Linked DNA regions of Homo sapiens: region 1 is linked to region 2. A link is an interaction called in ENCODE POLR2A ChIA-PET data of the cell type or tissue named here. Cell type or tissue: MCF 10A. All regions are shown on one strand. Each heading gives the region's core, and the rest is flanking DNA. Links, peaks and the distances in the headings are about the cores only. Region 1 holds the start of KPLCE (KPRP N-terminal and LCE C-terminal like protein). Region 2 holds the start of LCE1F (late cornified envelope 1F).

Evidence for each region. ChIA-PET counts read pairs that join two places held together with the same protein. Peaks named below come from ENCODE experiments on the same cell type or tissue, not always from the same donor. Only the 100,000 strongest peaks of a DNase experiment are listed, where the experiment ranks them.
Region 1: POLR2A ChIA-PET joins it to region 2 with 5 read pairs; 2 of 35 experiments call an interaction of 5 or more read pairs at or near these places.

What each region holds. Positions count from the first base shown.
Region 1 is chr1:152,715,331-152,720,708 of GRCh38, forward strand. It overlaps KPLCE (KPRP N-terminal and LCE C-terminal like protein), which reads left to right and starts at 4,192. Exons shown (of 1, transcript NM_001024679.3): 1 at 4,192-5,140. The coding sequence starts at 4,192. The coding sequence ends at 4,944. In MCF 10A, for the core only: no CTCF peak of the experiment used is centred there; a DNase peak (open chromatin) is centred at 3,111.
Region 2 is chr1:152,774,885-152,780,262 of GRCh38, forward strand. It overlaps LCE1F (late cornified envelope 1F), which reads left to right and starts at 256. Exons shown (of 2, transcript NM_178354.3): 1 at 256-306; 2 at 1,466-2,140. The coding sequence starts at 1,488. The coding sequence ends at 1,844. In MCF 10A, for the core only: a CTCF peak has its summit at 2,847 (motif pointing left); DNase peaks (open chromatin) are centred at 177 and 2,857.

The DNA.
Region 1 (5,378 bases), core at 150-5,149, 60 kb before region 2:
ACAGACACATAGACCAATGGAACAGAATAGGGAACCCAGAAATTAATCCATATATTTGCTATCAACTGATCTTTGACAAAGGTGCCAAGAACACACAATAGGGAAAGGAAAGTCTCTTGAATATGTGGTACTGAAAAAACTGGGTATCCTCATGAAGAAGAATGAAATAAGATGCTTATCTCACACTGTATACAAACATCAACTGAAAAATGAATTCAAAATGTAAATTTAAGATTCAAAACTATGAAACTACTAGGAAAAAAACAGGGGAAAAGCTCCATGACATTGGTCTGGGCAAGGATTTTTTGAATATGACCTCAAAAACATAGACAACAAAAGCAGAAACTGACAAATAAGATTAAATCAAGTTAAAATGCTTCTGTACAGAAAAGGAAATAAGCAACAGAGTAAAGAGACAACCTACAAAATCAGAAAACATTTGCAAACTATACATCTGATAAGGAGTTAATATCCAAAATATATAAGGAACTCAAACAACCCAATAGAAAGAACACAAATATCCCAATTAAAAATGGGCAGAGAATCTGAATATACATTTCTCAAAAGAAGACGTACAAATGGCCAACATGTCTAGAAAAAAATGCTCAATATCACTAATCACCAGGGAAATGCAAATCAAAACCACAATGAAATAACACCTCACTCCTGTAATAATGGCTATTATCAAAAAACAAACAAATGAAAATAATGACAAAGATGTAGAGAAAAGGGAACTTATACACCATTGGCGAGAATGTAAGTTAGTGCAGCCATTATGAGAAACAGTATAGAGGTGTCTCAAGAAACTGCAAATGGAACTATCACATTATCCAGCAATCTAACTACTAGGTATTTGTCCAAATGAAAGAAAATTAGTATATCAAAGGGATAACTGTATTCCCATGTTTATTGCAGTGCTATTTACAATAAATAGCAAAGACACAGAATCAACCTAAGTGTCCATCAGTGAATAAATGAATAAAGAAAATGGAGTATGAACACAGAATGGAATACTATCCAGCCATAAAAAGGAATGAAATCCTGTCATTTCCAGCAACATGGATGGAACTGGAGGTCATTATGTTAAGTGAAATTAGGAAGATAAAAGATAACATGTTGCCAAGGATGTGGAGAAAATAAAATCTAACACACCATTGGTGGGAATGCAATTTAGTACAACCATGTGGAAAACAGTATGGAGGGTCTTCAAAAATTAAAAATAGAACTGGCATATAATCCATCAATCACACTAGTAGGTATATATCCAAAGATATTGAAGTCAGTAATATTGAAGAGATATCTGCATTCCCACATTTATTGCAGCACTATTCACAATAGGCAATAAAAGGAATCAACCTAAGTGTAAATCAAAGGATAAATGGATGTTTAAAAATGCTATATATACACAAAGAATACTATTCAGTCACAAAAAGAAGGAAATCCTGTCATTTGTGAGAAGGTGAATGAACCGGGAAGATATTATGCTAAGCAAAATAAGCCAGGCATAGATAGACATACTGCATGATCTAATTTATATGTGGAATCTAGAAATGTTGATCTCATGGAAATAGAGAGCAGAGTGCTGGTTACGAGAGATTGGGGTGGCTGGTAGGTGGGGTTGGGGAGATATTTAAAGTATTCAGGGGAAGACTTCGCAGGACCTGGCTTGACATGGGAGAGGGGCTGTGAATTAGTGGGTCTTTGCATCCTCTTTGTTTAGGAAATGTAGAAGCCTTAAAGCTTATGGGTCCTGGGAAATGTGGGGATCTATTATGTACAAATACAGTAGAACAATTTACCTGAGAGGCCGTAGGGGCCACGGTGGAGCCTGCACTGGTTTATCTAAGGAATTGACATTTGGACCAGTGCTAGGCTTAGGCTCAAGACAACTTTCTTCAGTGGGCGACCCAATATAGCTCAGTGGGGGTAGCATGGGCTCTGGAGCTGGATAGGCTTGGGTTGCAATGTCACTCCATTACCTACTGATGGGATGACCTTGGAAAAGTGGACCTCTGGGTCTCAGTTTTCTCTTGTGTAAAATTGGGGCTAATGAAGCCTGTCTCATAGAGTTATTTCAAAATCAAATGAAATAACACAGGCAAAGAGCCTAGGACAGTATCCACCACATAGTAAGTGCTCAGTAGATAATATTCCCACCTCTCTTTCTACATCTTCTGCATTGTGGAAAAGAAAACAGGCAGGGATTCAAGGACAATGCCATGTTCAGAAATAAAAGGCAACATATTGTAGTAATAAAGATCATGATCTATGAAAGCAGACTCCTGCATCTGAGGCCTAGCTTCCTTACTTACCTGCTTTGTGATGAGGGTAACTCCCTTAAACTTTCAGGGCCTCAGTTGTGTCCATTTGTAAATGTACTGCCTCATGAATTGTTATATATAAAGTATTCAAATAAACTTTAGATTCTATTATTATTGTTGTTGTTGTTATCACACAGTGCTCATCTGGCTGGAATTTTCCCTGCTCAGCGTTCTTTGGAATTGAAGCCTGGTAGTGAGGTCCTGAAAGGTAAGAATGGGGGAGCCTAAGGGGCATGAGAAGGCTGAGGGGAGGCAGTCTAGACTCCAGCCTGGGGCCTAGGATCATTAAGCACCCACCCAGTTTCCAAATGAACCTAGAATAACCTGATGTTCCATGAAACAAACCATTTTTTGGAGGTCTTGTGTCATATTGGGCCAGAGACCACTGGGCCAAACTGTGCTCAGCAACCTAGACCAGCAGAAGTTACCTTGGAAGCCCACAGAACACTCATTTAGGCTGAGTGAAGTGAGGTGAATCTATAGTTAAATTCTCAATTTTTCATACACTGTGCCAAAAGCTACACTTAGCTTTAGATTAGATTCTCAATTTTAGTTTGATTCTCTGAGCTACACTTAGCTTTTGGCACAGTGTATGAAAAATTGAGAATCTAACTATAACTTGGATAAGTCCTGAAGACTCAAGTGACCTGGAAACAGCTTCATTAGAGACAGATCACATAGGCATCACTCATAACTTATAGGAAAAGGAGACTGACTTGTTTCCTGAGGAAGGGAACAGGAATCATTTATCTAGTGTTTGGGAAAACCCAATGTCAAGCACAGACATGCCCTGCCTCTGACTGAGGAGCCAGGCATACTGGGGAGGAATCTTGCCAATGCAACACCATCCCTTCTCCTTGTGATCTCTGGTGCTTCATTTAGATGCCATTAAATTGCCTCATTGCTGCCCTATAAAAGGTCTCCCCACCTGCTAGTTTTTCAGATCACTGACTTCTTCCAGTCTTGCTCCTATCAGCAAAGAGGGTAAGTCTCTATACGGGATAAGGACATGGTGAGAAACAGAGCTTTGGGGAAGCTGGGGTGGGATGAGAGCTGTGGGATGAAGGGTGAGCGAGGACTAGATGCTTAGGAAATCTGCTGAAGGAGGCTGAAAGCAATGCTGGTGGGAAACTTGGAGCCTGGGGCATGAGAGGAGAGGGAGGGGGACACGATGAGCTGGCATTCCTGTTTAAGAAGGGACTTTAGAGAACTGGCTCCCCATCCCCTTATCTGAATGCAATTGTGCAGTCCTCTCTTGGGTCTATGTGCTAATGAGGCCAACTGATTAGTCCAGCTGGTTCAAGGAGCACCTGGTAGAAACCTGCTCAAATTTAGCCTTGTTCTTTGCTCAGTACCGGGCACAGCTTGAGGCTCATGTTGGCTCAGGGTCCATGGACATAAATTTGTCTTTGCTGGGTATTCCTTGTCTGGGCAGAAGGAAGAAGGGAAGTCACCCTGGAGAGAACTGGTGGCAGGGGTCAATCATCTGGGAGCAGCAATTTCCAAAGGGTAATTCACAATGCAGACACTGAAGAAAGAGGAGAGGAGGCTTGGAGAGTTGGGTAGAAACACAGGCAGCACCATTTCAAGCCTCCATTTCCCAATATAGAGACTGAGGCCCAGAGGTAAGCGATGACTTGTACCAAGCCACATAGCCAGGTACAGGCACAGAAGCTGAGCTGAGAGTCCCTGGCTCTGAATCCACCTCCTGCCAAGTATACAGCCTCTGGATGTCTGCAACCTTCTCAAGAAAGCCTTGCTTGCAAATCACTGTATTCAAAGGGGATGTTGAAGGTTTCCCCTAGAAACCTTCCTGGTTTTACAGTTCTAATGAAACCTTTCTTTTCAGATTTTGCAAAGCCACAGAACAATGTGTGACCAGCAGAAGCAGCCACAGTTCCCTCCATCTTGTGTGAAAGGTTCGGGACTAGGGGCTGGGCAGGGTAGCAATGGTGCCTCTGTGAAATGCCCAGTTCCATGCCAGACCCAAACTGTCTGTGTGACAGGCCCTGCTCCATGCCCTACTCAAACTTATGTGAAGTACCAAGTTCCATGCCAGACTCAAACCTACGTGAAGTGCCCAGCTCCCTGCCAGAGGACCTATGTGAAATACCCAACACCCTGCCAAACCTATGTGAAGTGCCCAGCTCCCTGCCAGACAACCTATGTAAAATGCCCAACTCCCTGCCAAACCTACGTGAAGTGCCCAGCTCCCTGCCAGATGACCTACATCAAAAGTCCAGCTCCCTGCCAGACCCAGACGTGCTATGTCCAGGGTGCTTCTCCTTGCCAGAGCTATTATGTTCAAGCTCCTGCAAGTGGCTCAACCTCCCAGTACTGTGTCACTGACCCATGCTCTGCTCCCTGTTCCACCAGCTACTGCTGTCTGGCTCCCCGGACCTTCGGGGTGAGTCCCCTGAGACGCTGGATTCAGCGGCCCCAGAACTGCAACACAGGATCATCTGGCTGCTGTGAGAATTCGGGAAGCTCTGGATGCTGTGGTTCTGGGGGCTGTGGCTGCAGCTGTGGATGTGGCAGCTCTGGGTGCTGCTGTTTGGGAATTATCCCCATGAGGTCCCGAGGTCCTGCATGCTGTGACCATGAGGATGACTGCTGCTGCTAAACATACGACAGCTCAACTCCAGAATGCACTGCCCCGCTACCCCTTCTGGAACATGCACCAGCTTCTGGCCCCCTCTCTGTTAGTGCCAGTGATGTAGAACCTCATCACTTTGCCTCTGTGCTTTGCTTCTCTACCAAGGCAGCCTGCCAGAGTTAGTACAGTCCCCAAACTTTGGCATGAATAAAGCTCTGAATGCATTTCGTGGTAATTTCTGTCTGTTTGTTTGGTCCATATTTATGCTTTTCTATCAGGCACTCTTCTGCATCCCTCTCTTCTTACTCTTGTTTCTCAGCTAGAGGAAAGATCTGCACGAACATGAACAAGCAGACTGAGCTGGTGAAATCCCAGCCTGGGAGCCCCATGCCTTCTAGAATGCTGTGAATAAACTTTCCCACGCAAGTTAGAAGCATCTGAAAATGGAGATTTGAGGGTTG
Region 2 (5,378 bases), core at 137-5,136:
GGCCACGGAGGACTCCAGGAACCATGATGTCCATTTTCACCCACCACAAGCCCCCATTTCCACCAAGCTCTTTCCTAGCTGACAGCAGCTCCCCTGAACACCAATGAAGGACGGTATATGCAGAACTGCCAGTCACCACTCGTCACAAGACCTATGTGGGTGTCGGGAGGCAGGTCCTCTCATGCCCAGGCTCTGTCTCACCGCTGGAGGCAGCACCCAAGGACAGAATAAAAGGGCTCAGGGCCAGAGCATCCCATCCACTCACCTCCTGCGGTGCTGAAGAACCCTGTGCTGCCTGTGATCCTGGTAAGTGTGCCCTGGAAAAAGGAGCAGGGGCTTCCACAGAGGGATGCCCAGGCCAGGGAAGGAGGGGATGGATACTCAGACCAGGGCAGGAGTAGAGTCTAGGCAGGGCCTCAGGGGCCTGGAATTGTGATTGGCAAGGAATGGGGTGGGGGCAGAAAATTGGAAAGAGGAGGTAGAGGGGTGGGGTGGAGTGAGAGAGATTAAGAAGAACTGGTAAGATCTGAAGGGCTGTATGACACAGATTTAGAGGAACCAAATTGTTTTCAGTTGCTCAGTGTGTTTCTCTGGTTTTAGAGAATAAACACATTGGCCACTGGATGTTGCTAGAGTGGGCTGCATAGTGGGAATATAATTTTGGAAATACAGACATACTCACTTTTAGAAAAGATATGCTGAGAACACTGCTACTTAGAGGAAGAAAGGATCAAAGACACCTGTGGATCTTGTTAGATGCCAACAAGAAGATCTGTAGTGGAAAACTGAGTGCACACTGGAGTTTAAAAGCCATGTGACAGTGCCTGGGGACAGGCCTGGGGAGGCAGGATGTGCTAAAGGGCAGAGCCCAGGATGGGAACCAGGGGACCCCGGAACAAATGTGACTGTTAATGAATAACTTTGGGCCAGTGAAGTTACCTCTTTTGGCTTCAGTTTCTTTATTTATATATTGAGTTGGTTGGAACAAATTGACTCCAACATCCTTTGCGGTTATAGTTTTCTCTATTTCTGCAAACTGAAATATATCAGTTCTTCCAATAGAAATTTATTTTGATTTTTCCTTAAAGAGATTTTCATCTCTAAACTGGTCTCAACATTGAACATTTTCAGAATTCTTGGTGATGTGATAGAATGAATGCTGGCCCGGAGCCAATTTATTTCCTGGACTTCTCTCCCACACTTAGGAGCTTTTAATGAGCAGAAACTTTATTTACATATTTGGAGATTATATATTGCATGACAACATCTCAAATAAGGTTTGAAATGAGAATCCATGAATGAAAGCACTTGGTAAACATTGAGAGTGATAAAAACATTAGAGGTGATTTTCCTATGTTTGATATAAGGCTTTCAAAATGAAGGATCTAGAAATAATGCAGAAAGGACAAGAATAGGCAGGGGTGTCCTCTGCCTCCATCTAACTTGCTGTCTGACCCTCCTTCAGCTCCTGAACACCCGCCACCGAGATGTCTTGCCAGCAGAGCCAGCAGCAGTGCCAGCCCCCTCCCAAGTGCACTCCCAAGTGCCCTCCCAAGTGCCCCACACCGAAGTGCCCCCCAAAGTGTCCCCCTAAGTGCCCTCCTGTCTCTTCCTGCTGCAGCGTCAGCTCCGGAGGCTGCTGTGGCTCCAGCTCTGGGGGCTGCTGCAGCTCTGGGGGTGGTGGCTGCTGCAGCTCTGGGGGAGGCGGCTGTTGCCTGAGCCACCACAGACGGCGTAGGTCCCACCGCCACAGACCCCAGAGCTCTGACTGCTGCAGCCAGCCCTCAGCGGGCTCCAGCTGCTGCGGAGGGGGCAGTGGCCAGCACTCTGGAGGCTGCTGCTGAAGTGGACCCTGTGCCTAAAAGAGCAGATTTAGAGGCATGAAAGGGGCAACTTCATCTTCCTTGGGACTGACTGTGTTGCTGGGACATTTTAGTAAAGATTTCAAACTCTGTCCTGGAAGATTCCTCCGACCTAGAATCCAGAAATCTGCCCTCTCACAAGAATTCCTCTTCTGACCTCTGATTCCATCTGTGCGCCTGGCCTGGGAATACCAAATAGAAGTCCTTGCCTCATTCCCCTGATTTCCTTGGCAATCTCCATTGTGCATGAAACAATAAAACAAATAATCTGCTCATCACCTTTTTCTAGACTGCATTACTCTTGCTTGTAAATGTGAACAGAGGGATAAGCATGTCTTATCTCAGCTCCATCACCCGGTTATCTGGGCCTTGAAGCAGCATGGCTTGCTTAACTCCTTCAACTCCTGGTCCTCACCAGAGCTGACCCTCGCCCCTCAGTGCCTCAGCCAGGGTCAAGTCAGGAAAGAGAATTATGAGATGTACTTTAATAGACAGAAGTTTACATAAAAATTTGCTTACTTGGCATCAGAGAACTGACAAGACCAATAGAGGACAAAAAGAGTTCATGGAGGCGGTAACTGTCATTGCCACCATGCTACCAATGGCAGGTAAAGGGAGTGTCTTGAAACTATCAAAACTTAGAAACTTGGAGCAGTGGCCCACGAATTGAAACTCAGGCCTCTAGGAAAGGGGCCCTTCTCATGGGTGCCGGGGTCCCTGAGCTCAGAGGAGGGGCCCTGTGTGTCTGGACTCAGGCTTCTGAGGAGGGGCACAAGCTGGTGCTGGCCCTAGGGTCTGTCTCCATGAGAACCCAACAAGGTTGGTTTTGTGAGCGGGAAAAACTGCACACTGGAACCACTGTTGCTAAAGGGATAAATTGCTCCTGCTGGGGTGAGAAGTAATATTGGGGTGACTTGGAGAATTCTAAGGGAATCTAAGGAAGCCTGGTCCTTGTCACTCTGCCAGTCTCCCAAGTTCTCTCTAGCTCCGCCTACTGGCGGAGACTTCAGGAAACCTCCAGCAAAGAGAAATGAGATTGGCAGTCCCAACCCTCCATCATAAGGCCAGATGTGGAAGGGAGGACCAAAGTGGAGCGATGGTGACTTAATAACCCTGGTTATTAAGGAAGACAGACATTATCCTACTCAGCTGTCACCCTCCTTCTTCCTGATACCCTCACTCTCTCCCCATCTATTCTCCCAAAGAATTTTACCATGCCCCTCCTTCAGCAAACATAGCAAAATGACTCCATGTAGCTTATACTTTAAAAATGCAGACTGCTCTAGTACAAATAAACCTTTAAGCTCACTTCTGCAAATGGACCTCAAAGAGTTTCTGTTCTTGCCATTGCCTATACAAATGGAGTCATAAATTACAGACACACACATGCAAACACACACACACCCAAACACACACACATACAAACACACAAGTGTTCATCCCTGGTGTCAAGAGCTTGGAAACAATGTCCAACTCTGTGAAAGACACCCTGCCTCTGTGCTTCTAGAAGTCCTTCTGATTGTCGGTCCTGAGGTTTGGATTCTGGATCAATATCAGTCAGCCTCCTCCATTTCCAGGAAGCTTGCCTAATATGTCCTCTACTTTCACACTATTTTAACACTACAATCCTTCAATATTAGTATTCTCAGGCTATTCTCTCTCCTATCATGACTTTTTGTGTCCTTTCCTCCTGGAACCACCCAGATGTGCTTCCTCTTTCCCCATCTGGCATGGAATCCCTGAAGAAAAGGCAGTTTGAATCCCTATAAACTGCAACCCCTGTATTACCAGGCCTCTGCATTGGGATCAGGGATACTCCATAGGGACCGGCAGCGTATAGGCCTTGGGTGAGGACTTCCCGAGTCCAGGGGATATGGGTATTACACTATCCTGGGGGATTTCTGAGGAGAAGGGCTGGGCTTCTCCCCTTGTCCTGTGGCTCCCTAAGGCAGGGGAACCTGTGTTTTAACTTGAGAAGGCTTCCTCCAGGGAGGAGAGGACATCTCACAGTACTCCCGCTAAAGGTGACATTTTTATCTCTTTCCTACTTTTTCCAAGCTCTAAGGACCAGAGCTGTTTAGACAGGGACTAACAGATGCTTCAAGGTAAGGAGCTCCTTAAATACTAGGACATCAGTTTTCTGCAGGGTCCCTGTAAGTCTTCCCTTCTTCTTCGCTCTCTGATGAGTCCAGAAACCAGTATCAAGCAGTGGGACTGGACTTCATTTCTTCTCTGCTTTCCACATGTGGGGACTGTTAAAACGCAAACTGAGGTATGATACAATTTTAAAGAGTTTATTTTAAAGAGCAAACAGCAATTCATGAAACCCAGAAGTGGTTTGAGGGCTCTGTCAAGAGAACACAAGAGGAAAGGTTTTATAAAGCAAACACAAAAGTAAAGTGAAGAAAATTATTGATTGGTTGCTGTTACACCATTTTCTTACTCAGTCTATTGTGCTGAAAGTCCCTAGTTGCATAATTATAAGGTAGCTGGTGGCTTCTGATTGGTTGGTTTTAAGTATCATTTTTCTTTAATATAGGCGTTTACAAGAAATAGCCTAAGTTACGTTTCCCTTATGTTTGGAGATCAAGCAAAGTTGAGGTCATTTATGAGGCCTAACTGGCTTTGTCTGTCCAGGGACTCTTCAGGTCTGGTGTCCATTTTAATTTACTTTAACAAGACCCTCCTGTTCATGCATACAAATGCTCCACAATTCCCACTCAGTTTGAGACCAGGATCATGACACAGTCCAAGCAACATGAGAAGATCCAGAATGCCCTCTCTCAGCACTTCCTCCCACATTAGATACTCAGACCAGTGGCAGAGGAGTGCCACCATCCTGGATTGCTAGGGTAAAGACAATCTTCTCAGCCACCTTGGTGACTCCCATCTGCTCATTCCCTGAAGAACATCTCTTACTCTGTATTGTTCTGTGTTCTGATGAATGGGTAATATTAGAAGAACCGTCACTGATTGAGCAATTTCAATATGCCAGGCACTGTGTGCTCACAGTATACTATTTAATCCTTGAAATTTCTATGAAGCAGGTCCATTTTTAGCCTCAGTTTAAAAATCGGAAATTTAGGCACAGAGAGTTAAATGCAAGTATTTTTTCAAGATACTTGCCACAGTTATCTATGCCAACACTATCCCCCTCCTCTGCTCACCAAACACACGACAGATAGCCAGAGAGTGGACTCCCGGGGTGATCTGTTGGGCCGTGTTGTGGACCTTCCCCAGAAAGACAGACAGTGTTCAGGATCCTGAGGAGATGGCCCCATCACAGTCCTTTGAGAATTCCCCTTTCCATCCCTAGCTTCCCAGAAACTCTGGAAAACTCCTCATCTCCACAGGTCTCAGAGTGATGAAAGTGGCTGTTTTGAAGTCCTTATGATTTTTTGCACAATAAAACACCCAAGTGCAAAGAAAATAGCTTCATCTTGAACACATACGATGGGAGGAAATGGAGTACCATAAATAGCCAGGAGACCCTTTTGTGTGAAAAGAATTTAAAAT